2 separate regions of the Homo sapiens genome follow, and region 2 is linked to region 1. The links are chromatin contacts, found by Hi-C or POLR2A ChIA-PET in ENCODE. All regions are on one chromosome and are shown on one strand. Each heading gives the region's core, a stretch centred on a gene start or an enhancer-like site at or near the end of the contact. The rest is flanking DNA. Distances are from core to core; before and after follow the strand shown.

Region 1 (5,293 bases), core at 859-3,358:
TTGTTCTCTTTATTTTGTTACTTAGGTTGTATTTCACATGAAGGATGTGAGAATTTTATGCGTATGAAGGAAGCATTAGCTTTAAAAATACTGAGAAACATGCTTTTTCTTTTGTCCTTCAGAATGAGGGGCTTCCTTTGTAAGGTCTGGAGTTGGTTATGGGTTTTGACTCTGAGGATGACATTGAGTTTTAATTCAGCTTGTCCTGGTTCTGCAGTCAAAAATTCCATGTTAGCCTGGCTCGAGACTTAAGAGACAAATAGATGGCACAGGCACAAGCGTGTGTACACATGCACCCACCGTCATACAAAGTGTAAGGGAGGAGTGGTTTTAAATAAGATGAGAATGAAGTGACAAAAGGTAACTGTCATTCCTTCATGTTCATTCTTTTAAGGTAATAATATGTGATGGAAGTAAAAACAGCGAAAATACCCAAGAATTAGCCCAGGATATGCAAATTTAAATGTCTGCAGTGGACAGAAAGGAAACAAAGAAGTGAATCACACTGGGAATAAGAAAATGGAGACTATAGAGATGGTAGGGAGAATGAGCTTCCCTTTTTAAGGAGGCAGCAATCTTACAGAAATTGAGCCTAAAATTGTCAGTATTGCAAGAGAAGACAAAAATTCAGATTTTTATGTCAACACCACTGATTATAGAATGTTGGTAGCTAAATTGAAATAAAATTTAAATATTATATAAGTGCATGGTAAAGAATTTGGATGGCTTTTGTTCCTGAACCCTGGGAAGTAGCCTCTAAACCCTTGGAATTCACCAAGAATGGTGGGAGTGTCTTTTCTTGGTAGGCCTCTTGGACTAGACCCAATAGTTTACACTAACGAGATGACTCATGACTGGGGGTTGGTCAGCCATGTGATTAGAGTGTTGGGGCTTTGGGCCCCATGATACTAGCCCGACCTCTTGAGAGACTTGGAGCCACATGTCTGAGCCTTATGACTAGTGATTCATCCAATCATGCCTGTAATGAAGCCCCAATAAAAACTCTGGACACACTGAAGCTTGGATGAACGTCCGTGGTTGGCAGTACTCAGTGTGCTAGGAGGAAAATGTGTCCCTGAGGACATGAGGAGAGGGACAATGGAACCTTCTTTCTGGGACCCTCCCAGACCTCACTCTATGTGTCTCTCCCTTTGGCTGGTTTTGATTTGAATCCTTTTGCTATAATAAAACCATAATAATAACTATAATAAACATCCTTTTGCTATGATAAAACTGTAATAAAACCGAAATAACACTTTCCTGAGTTCTCTAAGTCATTCTACTGAATTATGAAACTTGAAGGGGTAGTGGGAACCCCTAAATTTGTAGGCAGCTTGTCAGATGTAAGGATGGCCTGGGGACCTCCTAGCTTAGGTTGTTGATAGCTGAAGTCATTGCAATGCACCAATAAAAAAACGTTTTGAGATAAAATCTGGTCTATTATAGGCTATTAATTTGCGACCTTTGGCCTAGGCAAATTTAAGCATTCCTGAGTGCTTTCTCTAGAAGGGTGAGGGTTTGGACCATCCTACCAGTTTGAGGCCTACCCAAAATAAATGTATTTGAGAGGAGTTTACACTGGTGGTATCTGTTATAGGTTTCTGGGAATATCACTAAAGAGAAGTTTCAAAATTAAATTTTAATAATATTCTGAAAATAGTAGTGCTAATCCTTCACGTATAGGGGTTAGGGTATTTCTTCCAGTGGTTCTGCCTGAGGGGTGGGCCTGTTTTTCAGTGTCCATTCTGTCAGTCGTTATGGGATGTGAAGAGGGTTCCAAGGGTTCCACCATCACTAGGTGGAAATGAGGCAACTTTTCCCATATTTTTCCTTTACTCTGGTTTGTATCTCCCCTCCTAGGTAGGTATCAAAGTATATATGGTCTTCATTTGTGTTGCCTCAAATTCTCATTTCTTCCTTGATATAAAAAGGAAACAGGAAGACATTGAAATAAGGATATTATTGTGGTCCTGTACTTTTACCCTGTTCTAACCTAGCTGAGGGAATCTAGCATAAGTCACCCAACTTTACATTCCACATGTGTCAACCGGATGTACTAAGACTTCCCTTGAAGGGTGGTTGTGGGGAGAATATATGAGTAATATATATGACAGCAACTGGTATTATTAATGAGAGGAGAAGTCTGTCTTACTCTTTACTTTGCAAGTAATGATTTTACAGCGCTCTGATGGGTATGTTGTAGTTACTCTGGCAGGAAGTGGTTTTGACTTGGGTATATAGTTAAGAGATATATGGAGAAGGGTGGAAGTGCTAATGGTTTGTGAATTTTTAAAATAACACCAATTATGAACTTGATGCACACCTGCAGCTAGAATCTTTCTCTAGATGATGTTTGACTATCATTTTTTTTTTTTTTTTTGTCTTGGGGCTCTAGGTTTTCACTTTGGTGATATTTATGTGTGTACTATGGCTGTCTATATAAGTGTTAAAAGGCATAATTATAGTTATTAAAAACAATTTAAGGAAAACAGAAAAATGCAATAATGAAGAAATACAAATACTGACTTTTTTGTATGATCAATGAGGATATTATAACTAAAATGAAAAACATTATACATATCAGTTGCAAAAACAGTTACATTCCCCACAATCTTTTTAAAAAATGCGAGTAGTTTGCTAAAGTGAACTGGGTGACTTATTTTCAACCTTGGAAGAAAAACTCAATTAAAGCTACATTTGAACTGTAATGGCACCAAGGAGTTCAACTTGACCTCATATGCCAGATTATAATCATCTTTCAAGTGTACAAACAAGGAAGCATAGTTATCAAAGAATGAGAAATACGTTTGTTCAAAGACCATTTACTGCTTTAACAAGAGGTGAAAGCTTGCCAGAAATATATAAACACCTACCCCAGTGCTATTCATAGGCTTAACATGTTCAAAGACTTGGGGGCGGAGGGGGGGCAATTTAAAAATATCTTTGAAGTTGTGGGTATTCATCATCATATCTAATAATGCTTACTTTCTAGAGCCCCTCTCCAAGGAGGGCAAAGCAATTTATCTGACTTATTTTCATGACATCCTTGTGAGATAAGGCAACCACCATTATCTCCCTTCTGCAAATGGAGAAACTGAAACGTTGGGAGGTAAAATCACTTGAAGAAGGTCAGTAGCAGGCCTAAGAATGTAAATACACGCATTTTAGCTTTTAACTGCTATTTTACTTTACAGAAAACTAAACAAACAAAAAATAATTTTAAAAAAATCACATACTTTTTCATTCTCTTTTTAAGTTAAAGAATAATTACTCATCTATCAACTTTTCCTTGGTAAGGAAAACAGTTTAAATGGCTTTTCACAATAACTGGAATCTTATTATACTGGAATGAATGAACCACTTGCAAAGTTGTGATGTTCATTTAACAAACACTAAATACCTAGTCTGCAACATGTTGTATTGTTCAGGGTGTTGAGACTTCAAAGGTGAAACATATATTCCTCATCTTTAAAGGTCTTCCTGGAGAGAGAGATTCTATAAGCAAATTATATGGTGCAGTCTCATGTTATTTAAATTTACTAAATTCATCATTTTATCCCCCAAATCTATTTTTTCTTCCCTTTCCCCTTCCCGTAAATGCTACTGCTACACCCAGGAGCTAAAACCAGTCTTCTGGGCACCACTGCTGATGTCTCATTTTCCCCGCACCCTGCCGTGTCCTCTGGTCTATTTTTTTTTTTTTTGAGATTGGGTCTTGCTCTGTTTCCCAGGCTGGAGTGCAGTGGTGTGACATAGCTCACTGCAGCCCTGAGGCTGAGGTGCGAGGGTCACTTGAGCCCAGGAGTTAGCACAGAGGCAAATGCTAAGTAATCTAATTAATAATGCTTTCTAATTTTTTCAGTTACAAAATTAATGTGACAATATCATAAAAAAAGGTGAGAAATAGAGGGACTACAGATGTGCACCGCCAGCCTAATTTTTAAAATAATTTTTTTGAGAGTCAGGAGCTTGCTATATTGCCCAGGCTGGTCTTGAACTCTTGGCCTCAAGTGATCCTCCCACTTTGGCTTCATTTCTACTACCTTAATCTAGTTCACTATCTTTTTTTTTTTTTTTTTTTTTTTTTGGAGAGAGAGTCTTGTTCTGTTGCCCAGGCTGGAGTGCAATGGTGTGATTTTGGCTTACTGCAACCTCCACCTCCCAGGTTCAAGTGATTCTCCTGCCTCAGCCTCCCAAGGAACTGGGATTACAGGCACGTGCCACAACGCCCAGCAATTTTTGTATTTTTAGTAGAGATGGGGTTTCACCACGTTGGCCAGGCTGGTCTTGAACTCCTGACCTCAGGTGATCCACCTGCCTTGGCCTCCCAAAGTGCTGGGATTACAGGTGTTAGCCACTGCCCCAGCCCAGTTCACCATCTTCTACAAAGACCTGACAGGTCTTTCTACTTCTTATCTTGCCTCACACCCATTACCAATTCATTCTTCACAACGGAACTAGAGTGATCTTATTAAAAGGCTAACTGAGCCATGTTTTTTCTCTTCACAACACTTTAGTGACTTCATGTTGCACTTGGAATAAAATCCAAAATTCTTATCAAGGCTTTGTATAATCTGGCCCCCTGCTTACCCCTCTGTGTCCCCACCCAAATCTCAACTTGAATTGTATCGCCCAGAATTCCTATGTGTTTTGGGAGAGACCCAGGGGGAGGTAATTGAATCATGTGGGCCAGTCTTTCCCATGCTATTCTCGTGATAGTGAATAAGTCTCACGAGATCTGATGGGTTTATCAGGGGTTTCCACTTTTGCTTCTTCTCTCATTTTCTCTTGCTGCCGCCATGTAAGAAGTGACTTTTGCCTCCCACCATGATTCTGAGTCATCCACAGCCAGGTGGAACTGTAAGTCCAATAAAATCCCTTTTTCTTCCCAGTCTCGGGTATGTCTTTACCAGCAGTGTGAAAACAAACTAATACACCCTCTTCTTTTCTTGCACTGTGCTTCAGCCACACCAGCCTCCTTTGTACCAAACTCTCATCCTGGGTTCTCTGCTTAAATTGCACTTGTAGTTCCTGGCCCCTTCTCTCCTCCTCAAGTCTTAACTTAGATATCACCTCCTCAGAATCCTCTCTGACCCCCTTTTGAAGCAGGTTACCCCTCCTCTTATGATCTTCTGTTGATTACCTTTATAACATGTTTTCCTAATTTGCAATAAATTATTTGCTTATCTGTGTTCTTCACTGGGTTATAAGGATAGGGGCAGAACCCAAGTCATTGAGTTCATTGACAGATCCCAGGTGCCTAGTACATAACAGGTGCTCAATAATTGTTTGT
Region 2 (5,293 bases), core at 1,264-3,763, 170 kb before region 1:
AAAAAGTAGAATCTTCTTGGAAAGCTCCTGTACTGGGAACCTTGTGTTCTAATAGATTTTAGTCATGAATGTATACATATATTTTTCCACAATATGCACCGGTGTGGAGAAAGGACTGAAATGTTCCACTCAAAACACACACTCCAGAGCCAATCCCAGTATTCATCTATGAAAATGTCTGATTGTCCTTTGGCCTGGGAATTAAGACTGACCAACTATGATGCCTATTGCTAGAATGGGCAATTGCTGAGGAATTCAGAAGGTGATTCAGCAGGAACATCTCCATGCTCAGAAACTTGTGGTCTTTGCTTTAGTTTCTACTACAGAAAACACCAAAGACATCCAAGGCCACCCTGTCCCCTGTCACCAGAACTTGCTGCTGGCCATTTCCAATCCATTTCATACCATTTGGAATTGATTGTGCTGCTTCTCTATCTTTGTAAAAAGAAGTTTCACTTATTTTTTATTGAGAGTTACAAGTGGGAGAAAGGCATTGTGTCTTCTACCATACAGTGTCCATCCCAAACTGGTCAGTGCACTGCTCCACGGTGGCCAGGACACTCAGGAGCCACTGGTCCATGGCGTCCAGACGAGGATCAGAGAGCACTGGGGAGAGGGGGTCATGGGCCATGGCAGATTTTAAGGTAGACTTCAGCACACCATTCTTTAGGTAGTTCCGTCTGTTCCAGGTAGACACCTGAGTGATGCCACACTGATAGAGGGGGGGAAAGAATGCTTCTTTCATCCAGCAAGGGGTTCCCAAAGCTTTTGTTGTTATCAAGAAGGATGAGCATACTGGCGCCCTCATTATCTTGAAAGTTCTTATAGTAATGGCAGTCAGCATTGTCAATCAGGTAATCAAAGACAGCTGTGTTAATGGTGTCCAGGCGGCACAGGCCAGAGTCATAAAGGGACGTTTTCTTCACAGCCTCACAGTAGCGCTCATCATACTCCCACCTGGCCAATTTGCCTTTTCAGTAAGTCCTGGCCCACGGGTGTCAGTGTTTCTGGAGAGGCCACACATCTGGAAGCCAAAGTGTGACAGATTTTTCCATTGTGTCTCCATCGGCACAAGCTGATTCTGTTTCTCGGTAGTAATAACACTTCCCATAAAAACAAGTATTGTGTCCTACAGTTAGGAAGGGGCTCAACAGCTGCTCCATGGTAACAGGCTTGATCTCTGTCTGAAGATGAACGGATCTGCCCACCATCAGCAGGGCTCTGGGACACCCACAATCCTGTCCAAGTGAAAGGCTGCTACCTCCGCATTGTGTCTATCATAACCGGCATATGGTTCCCTTCCACTACATAGTCTCGGCTATACTACTTAGGTTCGAAAACAACTTTCTGTTCCCTTTCAAGGATCAGTAAGGCTTTCAGCTGTGTCCCTTTATAACCCACATCAGCTTTAATAATTTGCTTGGTGGCCATGGCATGCATGATTGCCCCCAGCTCTGGTGTCTCTTCACAGTACACTTCCTGGGGAACCACCCACTGGGCTGCAGTCTCCTAGGAAGACTGCAACGTGTGGTCCAACTTGGGTGACAGCTCCATCCACAAGCCAGTCATCATTCGGTGAAAAGCCCTCAGGGGATCAAGTAGTGAAACGCTGCTTGGCAGTTGATGTATCTAAGTTGTCAATCAGGAAAACTTTGGTGAAGATAAAGATGACAGGAATTGCTAACAGCATGACTCGCTGCTTTAGCTTCATGTTGACCTCTTTTCTTCTCCCCTGACCCACTCACTCTCTGGCTCACTTATCAAGGAGAGGCAGTGGTAATGGTTAGTAAGGAGATTCCATCATTACACACATTGGTCCATTTGTGGATGCACCTTCCACAGTTCCCGTTGCGTCCTAGACTCGCTCGTGGCTACCCATGCAGTGCAATGCAGCATGGCCCCCGAGGAGGGGCAGCCCCAGGCTGTGCTTATCACCCCAGCCACTGCCACCACCACTGCAGCTCCCACCATTCCCTGGCCACCTCTCTCAGCGCTGAGCCAGCCGTCCCCCAACAAACTGCATTAAGTAATTATTTCTTTTCCTATTTTAATTAAGCAAATTATAGAAAATGGCTAATATAAATTAAAGAGCCAGGTGCGGTGGCTCACATCTGTAATCTCAGTTACTTGGGAGGCTAAGGCTGGAGGATCACTTGAGCCCAGGAGTTTGAGACAAGTCTGGGCAACATAGTAGACCCCCATCTCTTTAAAAAAAATTAGCTGGGTGTGGTAGTGTGCACCTGACAATTTGTGAGCATCCAAAGGAGGAACCACGTGGATAAATTTTCAAGCAGAGGTAGGCTGGCAGCCAGGGGACTGAAATGTGTGAGGATCTAACCCTCAGCCATGGTGGATGTACTCAGGGCCTGGGGCGAGGACACATACATGTCCCTGTCGCTCAGATGTACCCCCTTCTTTCTCACCAGAGCAGTTTGGGCCATGTGTAATGATATAAATGTGCACATATTTTCAGTAATTTCAGTTCTTTTTAGAGAGAGGATATTTTATCTGCTGAGTCCTCTGAACTAGACATTTACTTGGAACAAAATATGTTGCAGGCTCTCCTGAATGTTCCTTAACAGCTGAGCCACCAATCCTTTCTCTACACCTATTTAAAAGAGTTCATTTGCACTTGGGGCTTTGGGTTTTAGTTGTTATTTTTTTTCTGCTGAATTTCTTTTTCTACCTACAGGAGGTGAGTGGTGAGAAGTTGCTGAGTAGGCACCTAAGGCAGAGATGGGGAGTAAGAGGATAGTTGGGGGACAGTAGGTTTAACGCCAGCTAATCTCAGCACCTTGGTCCAACTCATTTAAAGAAAGGGGCTATGGGGCTGGGCGCGGTGGCTCATGCCTGTAATCCCAGCACTTTGGGAGGCCGAGGTGGGCGGAACATGAGGTCAGGAGGTTGAGACCAGCCTGGCCAACACGATGAAACCCTGTCTTTACTAAAAATACAAAAAATTAGCCAGGCGTGGTGGTGTGCACCTATAGTCCCAGCTACTCGGGAGGCTGAGGCAGGAGAATCGCTTGAACCCAGGAGGCGGAGGTTGTGGTGAGCAGAGATGATGCCACTGCGCTCCAGCCTGGGCGACAGAGCAAGACTCTGTCTCAAAAAAAAAAAAAAAAAAAAAGAAAAGAAAGGGGCTATGAGTAACAATGAGTAACACCTGATGGGACATTTTAGACAAGCGTCCTTGTGAGAGTGGGGTACAAGCAGTGCTGCTTCAGGGCTGTTGCATCCAGAGGGCATCTCCCCATTTCTGTATAAAATAACATCACAGAGCATAGCTGGGGGCAGGCACAGCACAGCAGTGACATCTTTCAGTTGATGCCACCTGCTGTCACTTGGAGGGAGTATACTTTAATGGGGAAACTAAAGCAGGACTTGATCCTAAACAAATTTGAGACGTATCTAGAAATAATTGCTACCACTTCTTGGGGTAGGGAAGAGGGCGCTGACATCCTGTCAGTGAGAGATAATGAGTCAGCAGAGTTTGGAGTACTCATGTTTATGTGACTTCTGTGTACCCACAAGGGGACATTTGGGATTTTAAACTATGAAAAGCATGTAATATTATTTATTACAAGAGCTATTATTATAAATTGCACTTTTCTGACTATGGATCACTAAGAATAATCAGAGTTCAAATTCAATGTGCCAGATCTTAGCAATCACATGCTTATTAAATAAGGGTTGCTCTTCCGGTTGTTATCAGAAGTTAGCAACTTAATTGAACCCATGGTTGACATGGCACTTGAAGTGGTATAGATACATTTAAAAAGTGGCTTACCCATGACTAATGACTAATTTTTAAAAATAAGGTTATAACCATTGAACAGGGAAGAGTAGGCCAAAAACTTTTTATCAGGTTATGCAAAAGACAAAAATGGGTGACTTGAGGAACACAACTTGCTTCATAAGTAACTTGAGGCTTGGCCGTCTCTTGGGTATAATGATGAAATTCATGTTTATTGAGTATTTACAAGGTGCCATGCACTCTAATGCTCACAAAAATCCTCTGAAAATGTATTATTATGATTATCTTCATTTTACAGATAAAACAACTGAGGCACAGAGAAGGGAGGCAACTTGTCCTAGGTCACACAACCAGAAAATAGAAAAGCCAGGATTTGAATTTGTACTTTCTGGCTTCAGAAGCTATATTCTTAGTAACTACTCTATATAGTTTTTCCGTAAGTCCCGTAAACTGAACTAAAAAATAATAATAATAAAAAGAAAAAGAGTTAACAGTATCTCACTGTAGACAAACATTTCACAAAACAGATCTGGAAAATAATCAGCTCTAGTATCAGTTAATTATGATGTAGTTAAACCTTAATATCCTTTTCTTGCTTTCTTTTCCTTTAACATGCAAACCAAAAATGATACTAGATTTAGTAGGCACTTTATTGCTTAGAATTGTATTATTAAATAACTCAAAAAAGTAAACTAAATGCATGAAAATGTAGCATTGACATAAACTTCAAAATTTTACCAACCTATGACTTTTGTCACAAATTTTTCAATACTAGTGAGGCTAGTTTTGTTTCTAACTGCCCTGATAGTTCATTATAGTTTTTTAAAATGGTATTTTATGCCAGATTGAATATGTTGTATGCATTTTTATATATTGTCCCAGCATAAATACAGAATTTAAAATAATGAATTTCTAACTTTTCAGATATTGCCTTCTTGTTCCTTTTAGAATGAAGTATATATTCCTGTTACTTACAGTGAGTAACCTAAAACTTCTCACCCAGAAGTCTGTGCTCCAAAAATGTTTGCTATGTGGATAAGTAGGGAATGTAGTCGTTATTTCCCATTCTTTTTGGATGTTCAGCTTCTGAACCTTCTTCTAATTTTGGGAGAATTCCTACTTCTTAGGAGTCTTGATAGGAAAGAAGCTAAAGACAGACAATGGCTTTCCCAGCCTCCCCTGATGCTGGGGTGTGGGTGTATGACCCAAGTTCCACCAATCAGAGACCTGTCCCAGGGTAGACACTGGCATAAAAAAGAGAGATTAGTAGGAATCCTTTCTGGAGGCACAATGCAAGTTTGACCTAATTCATTATGCAGGAAAGATATTTCAAACTGTTTTTCTTGTATGGAAATACTTAAACATTAAGTCACCTGAGCATAGTCTGAACAACCTGGAAGGCTGCGAATGAAGCTGTGCACATCATCCACGGTCCACTTCTGAATATCTTCATCCAAAGAAAGATTCCCCCCAATTGTAACCAGTGCATGTGTTCCTTTAAAATGGAAAGAAATTGTGGCATAAAATACATACAGG

Evidence for each region. A loop is a pair of places that touch in the nucleus more often than their neighbours do. ChIA-PET counts read pairs that join two places held with the same protein, here RNA polymerase II (POLR2A). Pooled maps may share reads with other maps.
Region 2: a loop to region 1 is called in a map of Ramos, with 2.5 times the contacts of the local background. The contact joins two enhancer-like sites. A Hi-C loop is called at or near these places in 1 of 168 maps with a recorded cell type or tissue (Ramos), 11 of 37 single-sample maps with no recorded cell type and 10 of 50 pooled maps. POLR2A ChIA-PET finds 5 or more read pairs at or near these places in 4 of 52 experiments (B cell, HEK293, OCI-LY7 and 1 more).

Annotation. Positions count from the first base shown.
Region 1 is chr3:169,756,291-169,761,583 of GRCh38, reverse strand. No RefSeq gene overlaps it. Among named protein-coding and RNA genes, the nearest start is that of ACTRT3, 11 kb to the left of the region's middle. Within about 2 kb of position 2,108, at least 4 of the 41 ENCODE cell types and tissues checked have a DNase peak (open chromatin) inside an H3K27ac peak, as active enhancers do; they include OCI-LY7, where a contact is called at or near this core.
Region 2 is chr3:169,928,416-169,933,708 of GRCh38, reverse strand. SAMD7 (sterile alpha motif domain containing 7) reads right to left here. Exons shown (of 9, transcript NM_001304366.2): 7 at 5,131-5,252. It also overlaps the pseudogene FAM20BP1. Among named protein-coding and RNA genes, the nearest start is that of SAMD7, 19 kb to the right of the region's middle. Within about 2 kb of position 2,513, at least 4 of the 41 ENCODE cell types and tissues checked have a DNase peak (open chromatin) inside an H3K27ac peak, as active enhancers do; they include OCI-LY7, where a contact is called at or near this core.